Linked DNA regions of Homo sapiens: region 2 is linked to region 1. The links are chromatin contacts, found by Hi-C or POLR2A ChIA-PET in ENCODE. All regions are on one chromosome and are shown on one strand. Each heading gives the region's core, a stretch centred on a gene start or an enhancer-like site at or near the end of the contact. The rest is flanking DNA. Distances are from core to core; before and after follow the strand shown.

The links. A loop is a pair of places that touch in the nucleus more often than their neighbours do. ChIA-PET counts read pairs that join two places held with the same protein, here RNA polymerase II (POLR2A). Pooled maps may share reads with other maps.
Region 2: a loop to region 1 is called in a map of B cell, with 6 times the contacts of the local background. The contact joins two enhancer-like sites. A Hi-C loop is called at or near these places in 2 of 168 maps with a recorded cell type or tissue (B cell and breast epithelium), 3 of 37 single-sample maps with no recorded cell type and 4 of 50 pooled maps. POLR2A ChIA-PET finds 5 or more read pairs at or near these places in 10 of 52 experiments (A549, BJ, CD8-positive, alpha-beta memory T cell and 7 more).

What each region holds. Positions count from the first base shown.
Region 1 is chr14:21,307,116-21,310,353 of GRCh38, reverse strand. It overlaps RPGRIP1 (RPGR interacting protein 1), which reads right to left. Exons shown (of 25, transcript NM_020366.4): 7 at 2,518-2,623. Among named protein-coding and RNA genes, the nearest start is that of RPGRIP1, 29 kb to the right of the region's middle. RefSeq lists enhancers at 961-1,120, 943-1,470. Within about 2 kb of position 1,498, at least 12 of the 41 ENCODE cell types and tissues checked have a DNase peak (open chromatin) inside an H3K27ac peak, as active enhancers do; they include B cell, where a contact is called at or near this core.
Region 2 is chr14:21,350,738-21,354,234 of GRCh38, reverse strand. It overlaps SUPT16H (SPT16 homolog, facilitates chromatin remodeling subunit), which reads left to right. Exons shown (of 26, transcript NM_007192.4): 24 at 403-532; 25 at 670-747; 26 at 1,417-2,759. The coding sequence ends at 1,562. RPGRIP1 (RPGR interacting protein 1) reads right to left here. Exons shown (of 25, transcript NM_020366.4): 25 at 2,934-3,131. The coding sequence ends at 3,019. Among named protein-coding and RNA genes, the nearest start is that of SUPT16H, 32 kb to the left of the region's middle. RefSeq lists an enhancer at 1,052-2,251. Within about 2 kb of position 1,579, at least 3 of the 41 ENCODE cell types and tissues checked have a DNase peak (open chromatin) inside an H3K27ac peak, as active enhancers do; they include B cell, where a contact is called at or near this core.

The DNA of each region.
Region 1 (3,238 bases), core at 249-2,748:
TTAACATTTGCATTGTACTTGGTGGATTATCCAAGAAAAATGTTTAATCTTAAATTAGGTACTGTTACTTAGCACACTTCAGAAAGATCTCTTCAGTTTTAGTAAAAAAAAAAGAATGATCATAACAACAGCTATAATTAGTTGAGTAGTTGCTATGTGTTACTATGTGTTTCATTACCTGCCACATCATGATCATTATAATCATTTCACACATATTATCTCATTTAATCCTTGTAGCAAATATGAGAGGTAAGTTTTCGTTTTTGTTTTTGAGACAGTCTCACTCTGTTGCCCAGGCTGGAGTGCTGCGGCACAATCTTGGCTCACTGCAACCTCGGCTTCCCAGGTTCAAGCAATTCTCCTTCCTCAACCTCCCAAGTAGCTGAGATTACAGGTGCCCCCCACCACACCTAATTTTTGTATTTTAGTAGAGACGGGGTTTCACCATGTTGGCCAGGCTGGTCTCAAACTCCTGACCTCAAGCGATCCACCCACCTCAGCCTCCCAAACTTTTTTTTTAAATTTATTTTTTATTTTTTAAAAAAGGTCAAATAATCTTGAGAGAGAAAAAAATTGATCATATCAACTTGCTTAAAACCCTTTCACATAGCTCTCTGCTGTTTGTAGGATAAAGTCTAAATTCCTAGCATGTTCTGTCTTTAATGACAACGAGAAAAAAAATTCTTAGTGTGTCCTTCATGACCAGACCTGATGTTTCTCACCTCTGCTCTCATGGAAAGCCCCCTCTTCTCTTACACACTTATTAACACAAGCTAATCTTTTAGTATTTCAGTATTTAACTCACAAATCTATTCCTTTATTAATCCTTTTCTTTTTTCTTTTTTTGAGACAAAGTCTCACGCTGAGGTGCCGTATCGGGATCTCGGCTCACTGCAACCTCTGCCTCCTGGGCTCAAGCACTCAAGCAATCCTCCTGCCTCAGCCTCCATAGTAGCTAGGACTACAGGCACACATCACGATGCCTGTCTAATTTTTCTATTTTTGATAGAGATGGGGTTTCGCCATGTTGTCTGGGCTGGTCTCGAATTCCTGAGCTCAAGTGATCCTCCCTCCTTGACCTCCCAAAGTGCTGGGATTACAGGCTCCAGCCACCGCACCCAGTCATTAATCCTTTTCTGATCTGGCACTGTTAAAGGAGTTATTAAAAATAATTTTAGGCAGATAGAGAGGAAAAGGGGTCCTTGGAAAGTTTTCTCGTCCTTTAAAGCAGCTCCAGAAACGTTTTTTGTCTAGCAGGAAAGCCCTGGCTCTTACAGCCGGGAAGGCAACCTTTGATATGCAAATACAGGTCTTTAGAAACTGGGTCCACCCAAACATGGCGATTCCCGCCCTTGTCTTCCTGTCCTTTCCCCGACCTGTACCTGGCAACATGGCCACCCCCACATATCCCCACGTGTGTAGAACATCATGGCGCCCTTCATTTGCATATTAAAAGACTAGGGTAGGAGGGCCAGTTTTTTCCACAGGCTACATGAGTGACATGCCTGGTCAAACCAATCCCCTGAGCCCTATGCAAATCAGACACTACCTCCTCCTGCCTACTCATATAAGCAGCCACTTTTCCCGGCACATGAGGTCTCCCCTCTCTGCTTTGGAGTCCTTCTCCCTCTGTCTCAGTACAGGGGAGCTTCTTCCGTCTTTCTTCTCCCTTGTTTCTTGCCTATTAAACTCTCCGCTCCTTAAAGCCGCTCCACCTGTGTCCGTGTCGTTTTATCTAATTCGCGTGAGACAAGAGCCCTGGTGTTCCTCCACTTATCAGCCATATCAGCACCTCACCCACTGGTGGGTCTGACTACTCTCTCTTTTGTGTCCTGCCCATACCCTGCATAGGATAGTTGAATTTGTTTACTTGTTTTCTCACTCCTATAAACTCCTTGAAGGCAGTTTTTTCTTACTTACCCTTGGAATCTTTGTATCCCAGTGCTTTGCAATTCCTGGTACTGGATAAATATTTGTTCAATAAAAGGATGGTGCTGACCTTACTTTGACCCTTGATACTCTATTTCCACCAATCAGATGTTAGTTTCTAATGTGTGCTAATGCTAAATATACTTACCTTGAGGGCTGTTGTCAGGCTTAAAAAAGATCATGACTGTAAATATCTGGGACAGAGTACAGCTCACAGAAAGTGCTAATTAAAAGGCTAGTTTCCTTCCCTTCCCTGTGACTGCTTTTGGCTTCCTAATTTAATCACATTCTGGTTGTGGTCTTCGTAGGGGACCGTAACCCTTACACAAGTTAACTCCACTTTATTTCACCTTAGCAGGCAGAGCTTGAGCCTTCCTCTTAATAGAGAACTAATGGGAAATACTGGGAAAAGCATAGACTCCGAGTTGTGAGGCTTGGATTTGAATATCACTTATAAATTGTGTGATATCACTTATAAATTGTCTTTCTGAATTGTGGCTTCTCATATTTAAAATGGAGAAAATAATATGAATCTCTTAATTGGGGTTTCCCCCCACCAAGAAAGCACAGCTGATGATGGCAACTCACCTCTTGAACTTCTGTTAATTGTGCTTTTGTCATAACCAATGAAGCATTTCTTTCATGTAAGAGCTTCTTAAGTCGAATCAGCTCTACCTTCTCTTTAATGGAAGCTCTGCAGAGAAAGGCGCTAAATTATTCTGTCTGAACATGGATAGAATTAAAGACATTTTCTCCTTGACTATGCCCTAGTAAGAATACCTCCCTCTTGTCTCTTGCCTTCCCGTCTTACCCACACTAGAACACAAGTATGTGGTGTATGTACAGTCTAGTAAATAATCTCCTTTCTCCCATTTCTCATCACGCCAGCCAAGATTTGATAGAGATCACTAACCTTAAGCTTATGTTATGAGAAAAGATAATAACTACTTTTTTAAATGATGGTGTTCATAATTTCCCACAAACCTTGCAATGTCAAGCTAGGTCTCAGCCGTTTCCTTAGAGAAACCAGTGAGGTTTGAACGTGCTAGAAAACTTAAAAAGAAGATTATGAACCAGGCACCGTGGCTCACGCCTATAATCCCAGCACTTTGGGAGGCTGAGGCGGGCAGATGGCCTGAGGTCAGGAGTTGGAGACCAGCCTGGGCAACATGGCAAAACCTTGTCTTTACTAAAAACACAAAAGTCAGATGGGTGTGGTGGCATAAGCCTGTCATCCCAGCTATGGACACTGGGCAAGAGAATCGCTTGAACTGCGGGAGGCGGAGGTTGCAGTGAGCTGAAATCAGCT
Region 2 (3,497 bases), core at 330-2,829, 44 kb before region 1:
CCTGACAAGATTTCTTGGAAATTACAAAAACTTTTCCTCAATGAGTTTCTTAGCATTTAGGGAAAAATCCTTCAGGGCATTTTGCAAAAATTATTTTTTAAAAAATGATCCACTTAACGTTTGTGTGATACGTAAATACAGAAAGTCTTTCTGTTGTTAATTTCCCTGGGTGAGGAAGGCTAACGTGAATTTTTCAGAAATGTAATAATACATAATAATAGTAAAATAATAATTGCACCTGACCACTAATTTTAAACAAGTCATTTTATCTCTTGATCCCTCAGATTATTTTGCTCTTGTTTTCTTCATGTAAATACTGGTATACTATGTGGGCTGAATTAATTCATTAAGTTAATAAGGTAAATGTCAAAAAAAAATCAGTATTATGCTCTAACTCACCAGGGGAGTGATGCTGAAGAAGGGGATTCAGAGTCTGAAATTGAAGATGAGACTTTTAATCCTTCAGAAGATGACTATGAAGAGGAAGAGGAGGACAGTGATGAAGATTATTCATCAGAAGCAGAAGAGTCAGGTTAGTCTTACAGAGCAAAGTTCGTCCTGGCTTCCTAATCTAATGTCATTTCTGAAAACTACTTTTTTTAGACTAAGAACTCTGTCGTTCCATTCTGTTCCCGCATGATGACTAACGCTTAATTAATTTTCTTCCAGACTATTCTAAGGAGTCATTGGGTAGTGAAGAAGAGAGTGGAAAGGATTGGGATGAACTGGAGGAAGAAGCCCGAAAAGGTTTTTAAAAATGTGTTGTTTTTTATTCATTTGTCTACGCACAAATTTCTAACACATTTCAATATTTTGAGGTGTTAGTATTGATGGCGTAATGAAAGTAACAAAAGAACACTATAAAAGTGCTTTGGAGCCACAGATACAACTTCATTGACTGAAGGAGAAAATGAGGTGTGGAATGTGTCCATACTCTCCAGTGGGCAGTGCTCTGCCAAACTGGATGCTGTTTTCATCTGCGCAAGCCCCCATCTTTCCTATAGCCATGATAGCCACATATTCATGTAATACTCAAGAATTAGCCTACTCAGTTTCCAAACCTAAATCCTATAATACTTTAATTTTCTAGGCTTCTTCCAGGTTAGGCATGTCTTTATAATGCTAATCTAGTTACTCTGAAGCCAAACCCCAAACAAACGTTTTAAAGCTTAAAAGGAAATAAATATTAACTGCTGTGTTCCAAGCATTGGGAATAGGTAGTTTTCATAGGTTACCTTATTTAACCCTTAAATAATTCTCCCTTTTGTAAATAAACCAAGGTTCAGAAAGTACTTGCCCAATATTAAAACTTGGGTCTGATTCCAAAGTGTATTCTCTGTACTATCTCATGCTATCCAGTAATATTAGGTACCTAAAGCTTACCTATTGCTAACTAATAATGCCTCTTCTATTTAGCGGACCGAGAAAGTCGTTACGAGGAAGAAGAAGAACAAAGTCGAAGTATGAGCCGGAAGAGGAAGGCATCTGTGCACAGTTCGGGCCGTGGCTCTAACCGTGGTTCCAGACACAGCTCTGCACCCCCCAAGAAAAAGAGGAAGTAACTTCTGAACTTTGGCCCTGAGCTCCATTCTTCCTCCAGCCAACCCCTGAAAATTTTACATGACATAGAAACTGTATTTTTCCTTTCGTTTTCATTTGAAGTTTTGCCATTTGTGTTTATGGGTTTAGGGGGCCATTTGTGTGGACCAATCTACTCGGGGAATTCCAGGCCCACCAGGACACGTGCCAATGGCCCCATTCAGATGGCAAGGGAGGAGGTGTTCTTGAAGACAGGAGGAGGCTCCCGCTGTTAATAAATATTGTTTCATTCTTCTCTCTTCCTGTCACCTTCTGCCAAGACATTGATGGCTTCTGACATCTTATTTGGTGTCTCAAAGCTGTATTTCCAAGACAGTGGTACAAGGTGACCCTTAATTACCCGTATCATGGTTCTTGACCAGCACATTCAATCCTCCAACCTACCCTACTGCCATGACCTTCCGCACATCTCTAAGTTTTATCTTTGCAATACTCAAGGTTCTCGGAAATTTGCTAATGGTTGTGATAAACCATACAGCTTGAGCCAGTGAGGCAGATTGGGCTGGTGCCTTCGTCTGAGTTTTCCTGCTTTCCTGCCTCGTGCAGATTCTGAGGTATATCTGCTGCCTTGGAAGACATAAGAAGCAGTGATACTCCCTGGCTCGGTTATTTTCTCCATACAATGCACACATGGTACAATGATAGAAGGCAAAATTGCCACTGTCTTCTTTTTTTTCTCATATATCTAAGGAAGATATATCAGGTTGTGCCTCATGTACCGCTTCTAGTGAAATGTAGAGGAAGGCTCAAAGGAGTCAACATTTATATCTGGAAGGGACAAGTCATGCCTTGGGCCTAGAATACCCTGATGAGAAAAGAGAAGAGGAAGGGAGGCCATATCTACAACACAGCCTCTCGGCACTGCTGCTCCTTATTTTAACTTTGTCTTGCATTGTCCTGTATTTATCACAGTTTCTGTTGAACAGCTTTTCAAGTATTTGGGGAGTTTATCTTGCCATCCTCCCCTTCTGGTTCTCTGCACCCACCTGTCCCACTGCAGTTCCTTCCGTGCTCTGTGACTTTAAGAGAAGAAGGGGGGAGGGGTCCCGGATTTTATGTTTGTTTGTTTTTTCTCCTTAGCAGTAGGACTTGATATTTTCAATTTTGGAAGAACTAAAAGATGAATAAACTGGGTTTTTTTTGTTGTTTGTTTTTGTAAATTCACCTGTGACCGTTCATTTTCAGTTCTTGAAAGCAAGCCTGCTTCCTGCCTGGTAAAGTGCTAAGGTACTGGAGAAAAATGCCTTTAGCTAGCTAGTTTTACAAATGAAACTTTCATCATTCTAAACTTTCATCATTAGATTGAGAGACACTAGACATCACAGTAAACCAAATTCATGTTATAGCAAGCTAACTTTATAAGAGACTTTTTACTATGGTTCCCTCAGAGACTTTTAGATTGGAATAGCACTTGTTCCTTCATGAAAACAAATCTTCAGTCATCTCCTTGTAAATAGCATGGAGGACAGCAGCTGCTTGAAGGGAAACCTTCAGCCTTCCTATTGGGGTAGCCAGATCTTCAGGGCTAACAACTGTTGGGAAAGGGAAAAAAACAGCATCACTCAGTTGAACACTTTGATACTTGGTATTTGTCAGGTTAGGTACTGGGGATGCTAAATGAATGAAATTACCCATTTCATAAGAGGACTCAATCTAGTGAAGGAGAAAGGAAAATGGTATAGTGTATAGGTGCTATATAATAAATGGAAGCACAAGTTGCTTTGGGGACATAACGAGGCATCTGCACCAGAATGGACAAATTGGAAAGGATTTCTGGAGAAATCACCAGAAAAGTCTTAAGTGGATTTTCCCTGTGCACATACAAATGGCATGGAGGTCAGGAAGAACATAGCATGTTTAGGAATGGGGATAGGAGTGAGTTGGAAAATAGCCCACAA